2 separate regions of the Mus musculus genome follow, and region 2 is linked to region 1. The links are chromatin loops, found by intact Hi-C in ENCODE. Cell type or tissue: heart. All regions are shown on one strand.

Region 1 (8,000 bases):
TTTTACCTCTTCTCTCCCTTGCTAAAACCCATCACATTCCTAAAGCTAGCCTCTGAGGTCTATCCCCTTATTTGCTCACCAATTCATTCCTGAGACAAAATACATTATTTGATCCAATGATCAAAATTCACTATTTGGTTAGTTTGCCCACTCAGGGTTTGCCAGTTCATTCTAACCCAGTATTCCCCCTTTTCTCCTAAAAAAGCCACTCCTGCACAAATACCCTCTCTTGCTTCTCTTGCTTTTCTTGTTTGGGTTTGCTGCTGCTGCCACCGCTGCTGCCGCCACCGCCGCCTGCTGCTTTGCAGTCTCCCTGCCTTGTTTGCCCCTCCAGGGCAATAAATCTCCTTTGTGCTGAGAATTTGTTGTCTGGGTGTGCCCTGTACTGATTCCGATTCCAGGGGCCAACTTCTTTCGGTCTGTGGGTTCCGCCAAGCACTCTTCAGCAGGAATGACTTGAATTGCTGGCTGTCGCTCTCTTGCTTGAGATAAGCCCAGCAGCACCCTCAATAAAGCTCTTAATTGTGTCTCAGGGGTGTCAAGGCTTGTCACTCATAGGCTTATAAGCCTGTCAGTTCTGGTTACTACACGTAAGCCTTGTTTGTGCCTGTTTCCTGTCCGTGAAGCAGCTTAAGGGCACGTCGCCGCTGCACCTGTCACTGCTCCTGTCTCCATGTATAACATGGTTCACCCCATGGATGCTGTCCTGCTATGCTCCACCTACTCACCATGGGCCTGAACAGCCCTGGAGAGAGCAAGGTGCCATCAGACCCTGTGTCACATCTCCTCAGCTAGAGACTCAAATGTGTTGCTTATTTCTCATTCTATCTCAGAATACTCGAAGGTACCTCAAGCAGGATCTTCCTAAAGTTACCATGAATCTATTAGAGCTTCAGGGCTGAGAATGGTTGGATGGGCAGGGATTGTGATATTATCCCAGGCTGTCCTTCCTAATCTAGGTTTTTGATCAGTTCATAACACATGTATGTGAAGCTATACACCCACATATCAGATATGCTGCACATATTTGAATCATAGATGGTGGCATATAAACTCTCAAAACCACCAGCTTTAAATGAATGAGAAATCTCACTTTTCTCCCTCATTTGCCTCCTATGTATCATGTTTATTTATAATTCTGAAGCATTTCTAGTGTGCTAAATTTAATCTAGCATAGCTAAGAGGTCTTCCTTTCTTCAAATACAGTCGCATAGCTTATTTTCTGTTGTATAAACTGTGCTTGAGGTAAGGGGAGATGATTTACAGTTCTGGTCTAATTTCTTGCTAGGGGCCCAAGCGTTGAGCCAGTTTTGAGCAATCTTTACTTATGTACATTGATGCAGGCTGTGGGTATCCTGGGTCCAGTACGCAGCCACTTATTCTTCCCCACAAGTGGTGTGTTGGCAGGGGTCAAGGCCACACACTAAGGACTTATTGTCCATTTCTGAAGTAGAAGCATTTAGTTGTCTAGATTCTCTGCATATTTTGGTAATAGCTTACATAGTCTTCAGTTAATTTTCCAGATTTTTTTCCCCTGATGAAGCCAGAGGATTGACTCATCAGACAGCATAGCTGCCCTTGTATGGGACCCAAGCTCAATTTCCAGCACCCACATGGTCACTCACAGCCATCTGTAACCTCAGTTCCAGAAGATCTGACTGACACTGTCTCCTGACCTCCAAGGGCACTACACACACACACACACACACACACACACACACACACACACACACACGGTGCACAACATACATACAGGCATAATGTTCATACACAGTAAATAGATCTAAAAATAAATTAAAAATCTCAATGTCAATTGAAGCAAATGTGAATTATTCTAATATTCACAAAACACCAAATGATTAAGAGGTGAAATAACAACCTTATACATCCTTCTTTCTTTAAACTTAAGTTAAATTGGCTGCTATATATTTTCTGAGGGTTGAGACAGGGTCTTCCTATATATTTCTGGCTGTTCTACGATTTGCTTTGCAGACCAGGCTGGCTTTGAACTCACAGAGACCCCCTGCTTCTGCCTCCCAATTGCTGGTTTTAAAGGCACGTGCCATGATGTCTGATGGCTGGCAAGGATTTGATGTGTTATGGTATGGTCTGTTCATGCAAACATTTTTTGGTAATTCAACAGGACCATTCTAACACACAGCTTTAAAGAAATGACACCACCTTTCTAGCGAAGTTAGGCTAAATGGATTGTGGCAAGACATTTCTTTACCGGGGCCAGGAGCATCCTTTTGCTCTTAATCAGTTTTGGTCACAGATCAAGAACACATTTAATACCATGAGACATCTCTTGGGAATATGGCTACTGTATCTCTTGCTTATGTAGGAGCACCTGCAAGCTGTGACAATGAGTGTCTGGCCAGGGATTTATTAGGACATCTCTGAGGAGATAGGTTCTCCTGAAGTGCTCCCTCCACTGCAAGTCAGGGTAGACATGGAGCTCTGTAGAGATGGTTTCTGTGAGGAAACTTCTCATGCTACATGGATGTCTGTGGGTTTCTACAAAACAGTGTAAGAAGTGGGACTCTCTGCACACAGCTCAAGGAAAAACTAAAACACACAGTGCTATCTAAACAGTTGCAAGCTGGTAAAGTGGGCCACACTTGGAATGTTAGCATTTGTGAATCTGAGGCAGGAGGACTGCTGTGAACTCTAGGCTAGACCCTGCCTCAAAATAATGACAAGATCACCACCAACCAAATAGCAACAGCAATAACAAAGACATAAAAAAGAAACACAAAAGCCAAACCAAAATCTAGGTAAAACCATATTCCTTATTACCAAGAATGCACCTGTATCACGGTATTTCAAGGATTATGAAGTTGAGAGTACTTCAGTTTCCTAGCAGGGCAGCTTGGCACTATCCAGGCCTGGAGTGAAAACAATCAGCACACACATGAGGAATTCCCACGTGGCAAGCAGTCAGCACACACATGAGGAATTCCCATGTGGCAAGCAGGAGAAAGGCTGCAGTTGAATTGAGCTTCCAGTGAAGTGGTGCATCCTGTCAGGAGTACCACTGTGTGCCCTGTGGACTCAAACTCCCCAACCTTCTGAAAGCTATTGGCAAAATAATTTATAGGGACTCTCACTGAAAGTTCACTCACTAACTCTTCCCTTTTCTTTGTTGACCCTTGCTTGTTACATGTTACATATCCAAGAATGGGCATTCTGAGATGAAGTGTGGGTCACCACATGAAGGGAATTTACCATGTAGACCAAGGGTGCTGATGGAGACTGTTGAATCACATCCCTTATGAGACAGGGCTAAGGAAGCCAGTTTGCTGGTCATCTGACATGCTGCTTGAGAGAACAATTAGGAGAGGTGAAGTGTAATGACTAGTGTGTAATGGTGGAATGATGGATTTCAGAGTCTGAGGAGACATCAATAGCCAGCTGGAGAGATGCTGTGATATTGGCCCCTTTGAAGAGATTGTAAGATGCTCCTTGGAGGGCACATATACCCCATGCCCAGGGACCTGCTCAGTAGATTCACAATAGTTTCAAAGGGGAGATTTTCTGCTCTCCCCCTAGTCTATCGAACACTGGGTTACCTGGAGCCAGGCTTAGCATTCGGTGAGGAGGTAGAAAAGCCCAGAATGGATTTATTATACAGGAAACACACAAACAAGCAAACAAACACCATGGGTCACCTTGCTTTTCTGTTTTAGTAGTTTTTCGTGTGTGTGTGTGTGTGTGTGTGTGTGTGTGTGTGTGTGTGTTGGATTTGAGATAACTTCTTGCTATGTAGCCCAAGCTGCCCTCTAATATTCTTCAGCCTCCAGAGTGCTGGAATTGTGGGTACATGCTTTTTGAGAGGCCAAGGTAGCTTCTGCAGAGGGAGTATGATTCCACTGTGAAATGAAAAGATTTGACTACGATACAGAATCAAACATTTTGATAAGTTATGCAGAAACATCTAGGACTAACAATAACTGATAAACTTTAAACCTCCTCCCAGTGCAACCCCAGTGTAGAAAGAAGAGACCTAGATCCCACCTGGAGTTGTAGCCAAGGGGGTTGAAGATGGTAATAAGGCCTCAGCATAGGTTTGAATGGCAGTGGAAGTAATGATATACTAACTGTTCTCTGATTACATCGAAGGAGCCTCGTCTGATGTACTGATTTTATTTTCACAACATAAATAATTTCTTATGCTTGTCCCCAAGTCTACAGTAATGGCTTTTCCTTGGCATGACCGGTTTCAGTAGACGGTTCTTTGAGAAACTCAGTAAGGTGTGGACAGGAGGCGAGAAAGACAAACACATCACCAACTCTTCCAGAAGGTCCTTCCATCCATGCTGACTCCTTTAACCACAAGGGGGAGCCCTCAGGGCGAGTGCTGTTGTCTGACTCTTGGATGTGGACTCCTCAATACTGAAGATGAGACCGGTTCCAGTCTGCACCACAGTAATTGAGGGGCAGAGCCACGTTTCTGACTTATCCTTTGCTGACCACACGGCTTAGCTCCTGTTAGTCCCCATTGTGATGGAAGGAGGGGAATAATGAACTGAATCTTTCCTTATAAGGAACATTCTTTTCAGGTAAGAGAGGAATCAGCTGGATTTATGAGCCCACACAACCTTCTGCTTCCTAGGTGCCCCCTAAAGTTGCCTTTAAAACGTCTGGAAGAGGCTTCTGCCAAATGTTTATCTATGAGTTTTTAATTTAATATTTTATGTTGTCAAAAATAGGACTTTAAGAGCTCCCACATGCTAAACTAGTGCTCTATCAGCAAGCCACACCTCAGCTCAGGGCTTTCCTTTGTAAAGGCTTACTTAGGTCAATTAATCTTTTGAATATGCGTAAAGTACAAGATAGCTATAAAAAGCAGTTCTGAGCCGGGCGTGGTGGCGCGCACCTTTAATCCCAGCGCTCGGGAGGCAGAGGCAGGTGGATTTCTGAGTTTGAGGCCAGTCTGGTCTACAAAGAGTTCCAGGACAGCCAGAGCTACACAGAGAAATCCTGTCTCGAAAAAACCAAGCCAAACCAACCAACCAAACAAACAAAAAAGCAGTTCTGCCATTGTCCCATCTCAGAAACTTCTGAGATACTTTCTAGAAAACAAATTCATGTTCATAGAGTTTGCTTTAAGAGTTTTGGAGCATAAAGAAAATGACTTCAGTGCCCGAATTCTCATTAAGTTTAGTCAAAGCCAGTCAGAACTTTAAGGTTCCTGTCCATCTCTGATTTGTCTCTTTTCATGATGTATCATAACTTTTAAAGAGGAAGAATAGTTTGAGAATGGGAAAATCTTTGCTTTTTTTTTTGGCATTGTAACACGATATTTTAAGGATTATACAGCATCATATTCTATTATTTTCATTTCCCACCACATCACAGCCTTTTCTCTAAAAAGGGGGTAATCGTCCCTATCCCATTGGTGGCTTCTTGTTTGATTCTGTTTGCTGTGGAAGCAGAGACAAGTAAGCCCAGTGAGACCCCAAGGTCATCTGATCCTGCCTTTGTGCCAGGACATGCAAATGACCCAGGCCAATCACTAACCTGTTTTCAGAAGACCTCCAATCAGAAGGGGTCCAGGCTGCCTTCTGAGGGCTGTTGCTGTGTTCATTTGCATGCTGCAAGAACCTTCTCATCTCCCTACACCCCACTCTTATCTCACGCTTCCGTTTCTCTACTCATTTCCAGTGACCCCCTTCTTAGCTTTGTCTACCTTTCCTGGCCGTTTTACCCCCATCGAGAACTGGTGGGAGACAAGAGTTAGTCTGCAAACAGCCCAGATGTAAGGTAAGTTGCAGGCCCTGGACTCTGGCGTCCAGTTTCCCCTTCCCAACTCCGTGGGGTCAGGCAGGGGTCAGTGGGCACTCCTCATTTTTCTAAGGTATTTATTTGGCAACAGGGTCTCCGCCAACTCCAGCAAAACACTTCAGATCACTTCAGCTTCCCAAGGCTGCCATTTCTGTGTCGCTTAGCAAATGAGACACTAGGGGGCTCCCAGGGGCTGAAAGGAGCAGAAAGTTGTTTGAATGAAAACTGGGTCTGAGCTGTGTTTGGAGAAATTCAAAATTAAATTTTATTTTTTATTTTTTTAGTCATCTTTAAAAAGAACCTCACGTGTCTGAAAACGGCGCAGCAGCCAGTTTACAAATCATTTTGCTCCGCTGTTAGAAGGCGGCAGCTTTTAAGGCTGAGCCGAGATGTTTGAAAGGTGGAACACCCTTGGCCATGAAATATGTTCTCCTTACGTGCCTCAGCCTTTCAAAGTTCTGTGCATTAGAGTCAGGAATTCCATTCTTCCTGGAGCTAAGCGTGGGGCCAGCTGTGTAAGTAAAGTTTTGTTTTTCTTCTTAAACAACTTTTTCCCTCTATTTAAAAATGTGAAGAAAAAGGCAAAAAAAACAACAACAAAAAAAAAAACAACAAAAAAAAACCCACCAAAAAACCTAGATATTCTTTTCTTTCATTTTTGCTCTCTTTAGTGGAAAGAAAAGGAATAAAAAGTTGTGTGTGTGTGTGTGTGTGTGTGTGTGTGTGTGTGTGAGAGAGAGAGAGAGAGAGAGAGAGAGAGAGAGAGAGAGAGAGAGAACTCACCCTTTTCAAGCTATATAAACATCAAGGGGTAGTTAAATAACAATTTTAGATATGGAATATATTGTGAAAACAATGTGGAACATTAGTTAAGAGAATATGTTTAAATATGAACTCACTACTTGATATTTTTGTAATATATATCTTACAAAAGTTAGGGTGTCTATAAAAATCTTAAAAAGTATTTATTTCTTTTCTTATTTCTGAATCACAAAAAGGGGGTCTGCAGGGGATCCTGGTTGATGACTTTTAAGAGTTTTGCTTCTCAGATGTAGTGGCTTTAACTGTGAGCTAGCAAACGCTCTTTGCAGCTTGTCTTCATTACTTTAAAGTAAAATCAGACTCACACACCTATCTTGCTTCCGCATTTTAAACTTTACACCAAACTTGGTAGAATTTGTGGAAGGAAAGGGTTACTCGCCTCTTTCCTCTTGTAGAGGAACTGAAATGGGTTGAGTTAGTGATTCAGTCAACTCTTGTTTCCATTCATTCCCAGAGTCAGCCCTCCTTTCTCCTGGGAAAGGCTGATAGGAGTTTAAAAGGCTTGCGGTGGCCAGTTCACAAAGCGTTCCCAGAACCCGCAGCAGCGACCCTTCTCTTTTACCTCTCTGCCTGTTGGAGACCACTTAGATAGCGAAGCGGACTGGACGGCTGGATTCAGGAAGCCATGAATCATGTCACCCGGAGCCAGCTGCAGACTTTAAACTCAGTTCAGCATGTGGAAGCGGCAGAGAAATGACCTGTCCAGACAAGCCGGGGCAGCTCGTAAACTGGTTTGTCTGCTCTCTGTGCGCCCCACGAGTGTGTAAACTTTGGAGTAGTCGGCGTCCCAGGACCAGACGGAACCTCCTGCTGGGCACTGCCTGTGCCATCTACCTGGGCTTTCTGGTGAGCCAGGTGGGCAGAGGTTCCTTTCAGCATGGGCAGGCGACTGACAGGGGACCACCCAACGGTCACGACATCTTCAAGGTACCCTTCTCTGAGATTCCCCTGGATGGTACCCTGGCCCCTCCAGAGTTGCAGGGCAATGGAAGCACTTTGCAGCCCAACGTGGTGTACATTACTCTACGCTCCAAGCGCAGCAAGCCTGCGAATATCCGTGGCACGGTGAAACCCAAGCGCAGGAAGAAGTATGCGGTGGCATCTGCAGCCCCTGATCAGGAGGTGCTGGTTAGACCATCCCTTATACAGCAGGAAGCTGCACGGGCAGCAGATGCTGAAGTACCTGGCTATGTTCAGGGTTACCTAACCAAGGTTGGTGAACGACCCTGGAGGGTGCTGCGTGGTCCTGGAGTCAGAACTAGAGGTTCAAACTTGCAGCAGCCTAGGGCCCGAGAGAGCAACATTAGGATTTATAGCGAGAGCGCCCCCTCATGGCTGAGCAAAGAAGACATCCGCAGAATGCGCCTCCTGGCTGATAGTGAGGTGGCTAG
Region 2 (8,000 bases), 66 kb after region 1:
ACAAATTAAATTCGTGTAATTTTTTCTGATACACGAGTTAGTTTTCAAAAGAGAATACAGTGCCCCTCCCCTTTGGAACAGTCCACTCCAGTCTGTCTCTGCTTTAGACAGACTTTAGTCTTTGTTTTTATGACCAAATATTCTGTTTAAACTGGAAAACGGAATAAACAATGAACTTCAAAAGGATGTTTGTTTGTTACTTCACCAGTGGAAAAAAAGAGGCAATTTAGAAGTCAAGATGCCTGCCTGGGTCGTGTGTGCAGGCATGTGTGCACGAATTTGATGTCATAATTCATGATCACTATGCTTTCTCTCCGTGTACATATAGCATCGTACTATAGGGTTGGCAAAATAATTAGCTAGCAGATTTCATTCCTCTTAGGAGGAGATTTAATTTTTAGTTAGCTTTCCATGGTTGCTGCGAGCCTTACAGTAGCTTGAGCTCTCCTTCCTCTTACTCCTCTTTAATCAGGTTGTTAAGTACTTAGGAAGTGTATCATAGTGTACAACATCCTAGACTTATTCTTAAAACAATTTTATCTATGGACTTGAGTAATAATGTGTTTATTCTACTGTACCTTTAAATATGCATTACATTATATGTAACGAATAAATTATTTAGATAGAAAGTTATTTTCATGTTGTCTTATGAAATCCTAATGTTTATTTGAATGCAGACTATTTAAGTCACATTTAATGTACTAGTCTGAAAAACATGTTGAAATCATATATATATGAATTTGATACTTCTGTCTCTCTTTTTTTCTCTCTCCCTCCTTCCCCCTTCTCTCTTTTGTAAAATAATAGTAATAGTAGTAATAGTAATAATAATAATAATAATAATAATAATAATAATAATAATAATAATAATAATAAGTAATATAGCCAAGAACCAGGCTGGGGGAGTCCAGGGTATTCAGTAGACTGTGGCACCGTGATGCTTTGAGTTGGAGCCCAAGCAGTTGGAGTCTCACTGGAGAACACAGCAAGCACCTTGGGTGCTATTTACCAGACTGACTCTTCTGCACTGATGTGTGTTAGAGACACTGATGGTGTGTACTTGAATTCCAGCATGCAAGAGTTGAGTCAGACTGACTTTAAGTTTGGGTCAGCCTGGACTACAGTCAGACCCTGTCTCAAAAACAAATGAAAACCAAAACAGAACTCAGAAAGCAAGAACTTTCACTTTATGAGAGATTTTTTTTTTTTGGACTTGTTAGAACACTTATCTGAAATCAGAAATAGTTTACTGTGACTTTGGCATGTTCTTACAATGTTGGGCCTGATTTTCTACAGAATGACTATTGAGCAAAATTTTAGGGAAGAGATTATGTTGTAGACTCATGTTTCATAGAAATACAAGTTTTTCCTGGTTCAAAAAATGAATGTAATGGTTAAAATTTATTACCATGTTGGACCCTTTTATATCTATTCCAAATATTTTATAATATGGCTTTTAAATGTTTAGCTTTAGAAATATTTTAAAATGGACCTACCACTGTAGTGATGCTGCATTTATTGTTATGATAAAATACTTCACAATCATCTATTTTTCCTAAGAATCACTTTTATCTTTTGGAAAATTTTGCTTTAATAAACTTCTAACTACTGCTGTATACTTTTATATGTTTGAAAGTTATTATTTTAATTTTGAAAAGTTCACTTAGTCAAACTCTTAGGATATAATAATATAATTTTATAACTGAATGGTTTCATGGATTTATTATTTATCTAACTCCCACCCTGGAAATAAACATTTAATGAAAAACCGTGACTTAATTTTCTCCAATTTAGGCAGATGGTTGATTTAGTTTCCTCAGTTTTCTGATATAGAAAGTTAGAGAGTCAAAACAACAGTAAATGCAATTATTAAATATGTATTGAATATATAAAAATATATTTACTATATAACCATATATACATATAATAAATATATAATAAAGCATCTCAACTTATGGACCCTAAAGATTTCACATGGGCATGTGTGGTAATCATTACATGTGTGGTAATGATTTCAACTTTGTGAACTTTCAGGGACAGAAATAAATAGAAAGTTTTGATAATTTCTTGGTATAGTTATTTGGCCATCTACCATCTTACCTTCTGTACTAAGCAATGCAAATGTTGAAATTAATAAGCAAGCATTCATTGTACTAATCCTTAATCAAGACCCATGGTTAAACTTTAAGTTCTATCTTTATCAACTAAGTTTAGAAGACAAGTTTTATCGAAAATTATCCAAAATTAGAACTAAATTTTGAACCTGAAATGTTTAAAGGGGCTTTGTCCTTTTAGCGAGTTTGAGTCTGTCTTCCATTATTAACTATTGCTGTTCACAATGATTATCCCATCCCATCTGGCAGCTGCGAGACAGATCCAATTTGTTATGTCCTTTATGTATCTCTATGTCCAGTGTTATATAACACAACTTAGTAAACTCACACCTCAAGTAAAACTAAAATACCTCAAGAACACACCTAGTCAAACTTCATTCACTTGTGTTCTGTGTTATAACAATAGCATCAAACAGTCTTGAGCTCTGGATTGCCTGTAGAAGCTGTTGAAACTCGTCTGTTCAATAGTTGTGTCCACAACGTCAGTAGGCTCTCAGACCAATAGGTACCCACTTATGAATTCGAAGCTCTTCCTGCTTGGGCCGACAGTCTCTGAGAGTTAAAGTGCTTCCTTTCCAGCAAAATCAAGAGGGTAATAAATCATATTACATAAATAAGAAAGATCACCACTTAATAGAGTAATTACTTGCATACAAAATTGGAAACTGAACGTTAGAGGAAATAGTTTACAAACTTTTTATTCACAAATGTAAACTGATGAATCATTTATTGTTAATAGTTCTGAAATTTTTAGTCAATGTTATGAGTTCCCAATCTACTAACATAATTGTAGCATGTCAGTTGCATTTACTTAATACTTTTATTTATTAAAACTCCGTTATCGGATTTATTTGCTCTTATTTAAAAACAACCAAAAAACTATGGTCTGTTTTGGAGTAGGAGAAAAATAAGCTAATATGTGATATTAAGATAAGCAACTTGACTATTACTCAATAGTTTACTACACATTAGTAATGGTCCCACATTTAATTTAACAATTTTCTAAACAAATTTATGAGCTTTTGCCAGTGGAGTTATTTCCTTAACATTGGAAAAAGTTTTAAGGCCATGTGACCTGTGTCTGTGACTCTCAAAAGCACTGGATGCCTCCTTCCTGTCACCTTTGCCCCTTTCCATTTGACACACAGCTGTCTTCTGTCAGAATATGGCATCTTCCCTACTTTTTAAGCTCTTTAGTCCCCTGGGATGGGCTTCTGCTGTAAGAAAGGCCTGACTCAGAGTTGCTGGCAGTCTGTTGCAGAGCCTAAAAATGTGCATGCTGAGTGAATGAATCTCAGAGACTCTTCCCTGTCAGCAGTGCATGGGCATCATCAACCCCACATTTCTATTCGTCATGGAAAGATTGGGTAGCCCTTTCCCCTCATCCCTCTAAAATGCACTTACTTTGAATAAAAAAAAAACGGAAATAATTATGTATGCATTAAAGAATCCTCATGCATTGTCTTTCTTAAAAAATGCAATCTATATTTCTTAACAGTCCTTGTCAGTACTTTCTAAGGTTTTTGTGATACTGAGCTAAAAACTGAAGCCAGGCTCTTGGTCCGGTCTTGGCTCTCATTCCATGTTGCAGAATAGCTGGCTCCCACTCTAGTTTAGCAGGCAAGATGGGTCTCTGAGACAGCAATGGGTTTATAAGTCAGACTGAAAGCAGTGGATTTGTAGGTCTGTCAACTATTTCTTTAGCTCCAAGACAATAGGCATTCATTACTTGCTTTATAAAGTGTCATATATTATTGGCTCAGCTTCCATTAAAAAGAATAAAACACTTGTTTCTTAATCAGGCGTATTAGATTTTGAGATCAACATAGTTTGTCTTTGTGTATTTTTTTAATTTGTAGCAACAACAAAAAATCTAAACATTCTCTTTAAATTGGAGAAAATATCCTTATGATCAGGTTTATGAGTCTCAGATAATTTTAGAGAGGAAAGGGATACTTAAAGTTTCATCCATTAATCACTTTTAATCATTTTAACATGACAGTTAAAATGTAAGACAGCTGCTAATGTGACAATACTAATTGTTTGCTAAGTATTGTGATAGTTCCTGCCTTAATCTCTTGTGTCACTTCCTGTTTTATAGGGATACCAAAACCATTGTCTCCAGTGAGAGGGACATTTTTAATAAGAGTGGCATGGCAGGACCAGGAGTAGCAAGTCTCTAATTAAAGTCAGAACTTCCTAGTTAAACCTACACTGTAGTGTGGGTTTTCTCCACTGGAGACATTTTAATCCCAAAGGCCCTTGCGATGGCAGCTGGTAAGTGCAGTGTAGTTTAGCTGTGTTTCAGTTTGTTTTCTGTTGCTGTGACCGAAGAGAAAAGGGTTTACCTGGCTTACACTTCCAGGTAACTGTCCATCACTGAAGGGAATGAAGGAAGGAACTCAGGCAGGAGCCTGAAGGCAGGAACGGAAGAGGAAAGCTCCTTAGCTGCTTGTTTCCAGCTTCACACTCAGCCAGGTGTTGGCAGTGCTGGATTAGGCCCTCCTATATCAGTTATCAATAAAGACAATGCCTCCCAGAATTGGCTACAGAGCCAGTCTGATGGAGGTGACAGTATTGAGGTCCTCTCTCCTCAGGTATGTCACGTTATCAACCAAGATTAGCTGTCACAAGCAGTTTCCCTGACAACCAAGATCACCACTCTCATCAGGAGAGAAGTAAAATATCACTCAGGAGACACACACCCCTCCTGCCCAGCTGAGAGCCACCGCTTAGACATTAAGTCTTTTATGAAAGACAAAACCATAACTGTGCTCTCCTCACAGTTAGCTTATGAATATATTTGTCTGTGAAATTCCATGCATCAGAATCTATTACCACCCTGTATGACATTGGGGAAAATTCAGAGAGACGAGAAGGCTTCAGAAAACCAATCATTTGCCATTCAGGCGAGAGACACATTGGAGGCTCTGGAAGATTCTAGGTGAGGAATCAACCTGGGAGCCCACGGCAAAGCGAACACTAGGACCTTGGGAATGGCTGTGGCTGCTGGTAAGAGTGCTTATCCCCTGCTCCGGGACGTAGAACCTGTATTCCCTGAGAACGTTTCTGTCAAAGAAACTCAATCGTAGCCTCAGCAGCATTTCAAAAACTACCCTGATAGAGGGTCAAAGAAGAAGAAAGTATTGTATTGTGAGGAAAAGAATGAGACAATCACCCTAGAGAGGAACTGCTGAGCCAGGACACAGTCAGCTGCCAAGTGGGTCCTGCAGAAAGAGTAGTAATGGTAAATGGGGGAAGCATGGAGCCTAGGTTGGGGCAGACACATTAGTCAGCTTTCAGTACTATTATGAAATGCTTGAGGCAACTAACTTATAAGGGCTAAAGGTTTATTTTGGCTGATGGTTCTGCAGCTCCACTATAACTTCAATGTTCCTTTAACTTTAGGTCTCTAATGAGGATGGAACATCATAAAAAAGAATGTACAGTAAGGCAAGCTAATTCATGAGTCTGGAAGCAAGAAGGAAGAGAATGGAATGAGGGTCTCACATTTCTCTTTAAGGGTACAGTACCAATAACCTCGAGACCTCCCATCAGGTTCCACCCTTCCCTGTAGCATTCCTGGGGGTGGGTGTTGAGCATTTGACACTTTGAGCTTTGGCAGAGTCTTATCCAAACCACATTGATAAGTAGACAAAGGAACAAACCATAGCACTAAGTAGACAAAGGAGTTCTGCAATAGCAGAATACCATTAAATCTCAGTGACTTAAAACACAGGGGATTTCTTCGGGTATACATCTATCATAGAAAGGTTTTACACCCAAGCACTCAGATATTTTCATCTCTATGCCCGAGTAAAACACAAAAATCTGGAAGGAGTTTGCCATTCCACACCTTGGGTCCATAGCCTGCAAATTACAACTCTCTGTTGAATGGCTAAGTATAGCACATGGTGAAAGTTTCAGGTGTTGAGTCAAAGTAAGCCACTCCATACTGCATCCTGATAACAGTGTTGAGGGAACTGAGCACCCCAACCCACTGTATCCTGACTTCCTTGTTGTAGTTGATAGCCATGCAACTTACCAGGAAAGTCAGGGGTTTTTTTTGTTTGTTGGTTTTTTTCTGTGTGTGTGTGTGGGGGGGGGGGCGGCGAAAAATTACACTACTTATTTAAATGGGCCAATCAGAATATCAGAATATTTTTGTCATCATGATAAGAAAAAAAAGATTTCAGAGTTGAAAACTAAACCAATAATAATCTGCAACATCTTCTGCTGAGCTGAAACAGATGGATAAAGAAGAGATGATAGGGACAGTGAGGATGGCAAGAGAGCTAGGTACGGAAGGATGGAGGGACAGATGAAGACTATGGACACTAAACCCTCAGGCTGCAGAGCCAGATCCCTGCTACCCCCACCTCCTCCCATCCTGGCTTTTGGAGGAGCAAGTGGAAGACTTGTGTTCAGTCTCTTCAACCCTCACTTACTGTGGAAGAAATTTACCCATGTTGATTGGAGAATAAGCATGTGAATTTTTTTTGTCTTCCTCCTGCTACAGTTTACTATGATTGGCTGATGCTCTCGGTCCTGATTTTCGAGGCAGCCATTTTAGAGAGTGATGCTAGATGGACTGCCTTCAACTGAATGTCTGCCCTCAACTTACTTTAGTGGTTTCTGTCCATGTTTGTAGGTATAGGCACAAGAGGGACTGTCATTCTCAGCAACCTGAGGTGTTCCTTTAAACTTTAGGGACTTTGATTCAAGCGAAAGTGGGATTTGTGGCTTCAGTGCTGAAAAGAATTTCCAGATTGGGAAGTTTATGAAACAGAGGTGAGGTTTAGTAGATTGGTTGATATCAGATTCAATACCAGGGCTAAGAGACAGAGGTACTCTGGAGAAAGTAAGACATGTTGTCAATCATGAGCCTGGGTTTCTCAAAGAAAAGCTGCATCACCTCATGACTGTTTGCAATGGTCACATATAGGATTCTAGTAGGGTTAAGTTTATTATCTTAAAGGGCTATCAAGGAATGCACGTAAGGTCACAAGGTGGCTGCTGAGGCATCTGATAGAATTCTAATCAATAACGTAAAAATCTAGACATGCAGGAAGATAGGATATCTTCATTGTAAGCAAAATTAATCGTCTTGTTTGGGATCCTAAGATCATGCCTGAGGAAGGATCTGGGGCCCTACCCAAGGTCAAGTACATTCAGCACTTAGGCCTGGTGTTTAATACTGTAATATAAAATATCTATAAATGTTAGAGGAATATTAAATCTATGCCAGCAAATGTTAATTTTTAGTGCTGGAATGCTTGGTTTTCAGTTGGCTTCAGTACAAATCTGGAGTGAGGGCTCTCCTCCCTTTCCATATCCCCAAATTACCTGTCTTTCCCCCTGCCCCAGCTTCCACTAAATGCTATATTTATTTTCTTGTCATGTTTTATTGACAGGCTTGAATGTCTTTTTCAGAAAAGCTGCCTTGTGATAGGCTTGTGTTCCAGTGAACTGGGTATGTTGCTGGAAGGGATGGTGGGGGATGTGGAGTAGAATTTAGCAAGCTCTACAAGACTTAAGCAGGAGGGTGTCCAGGTAAGAGCTATTATGGGTGTGGTTTTCAAGAGTTTTTCATAGGTGTGTATGGGTCATTTAAAAATTCTTAGGAAATGTGCTAATTTATGAGAAAAACATTGCTATGAGATACAATTTCAATATATTTTTTGAAATATGGTATAAAAGGAGCTGCTTCAGGGTTTAGATCTATTTTCCTCAGCTGTCGCATCAGTAGTCTTTAAAGAGAGTTATGTAAACCAGAGAAGGTCACTGAGGACACACTCAGGAAGGAAAGACTCAGTAGGGAATGGACTTGCACAACCATACATGTATGCTCATGCTCATGCTCTCTCTCTCTCTCTCTCTCTCTCT

Evidence for each region. Peaks named below come from ENCODE experiments on the same cell type or tissue, not always from the same donor. Only the 100,000 strongest peaks of a DNase experiment are listed, where the experiment ranks them.
Region 2: a loop joins it to region 1, with 4 times the contacts of the local background. A loop is called at or near these places in 2 of 42 quality-filtered maps.

Annotation. Positions count from the first base shown.
Region 1 is chr3:79,878,925-79,886,924 of GRCm38, forward strand. It overlaps Gask1b (golgi associated kinase 1B), which reads left to right and starts at 7,006. Exons shown (of 4, transcript NM_133187.3): 1 at 7,006-8,000. The coding sequence starts at 7,303. Gm36569 (a long non-coding RNA gene) reads right to left here and starts at 7,882. Exons shown (of 3, transcript XR_375740.1): 1 at 7,172-7,882. In heart, CTCF peaks have their summits at 4,327 (motif pointing right), 5,970 (motif pointing right) and 7,951 (motif pointing left); DNase peaks (open chromatin) are centred at 4,347, 5,917, 7,347, 7,947 and 1 weaker place; H3K4me3 peaks cover 2,912 bases; H3K27ac peaks cover 4,208 bases.
Region 2 is chr3:79,944,663-79,952,662 of GRCm38, forward strand. It overlaps Gask1b (golgi associated kinase 1B), which reads left to right. Exons shown (of 4, transcript NM_133187.3): 4 at 1-1,616. Among named protein-coding and RNA genes, the nearest start is that of Gm36569, 62 kb to the left of the region's middle. In heart, no CTCF peak of the experiment used is centred here; a DNase peak (open chromatin) is centred at 3,339; H3K27ac peaks cover 1,178 bases.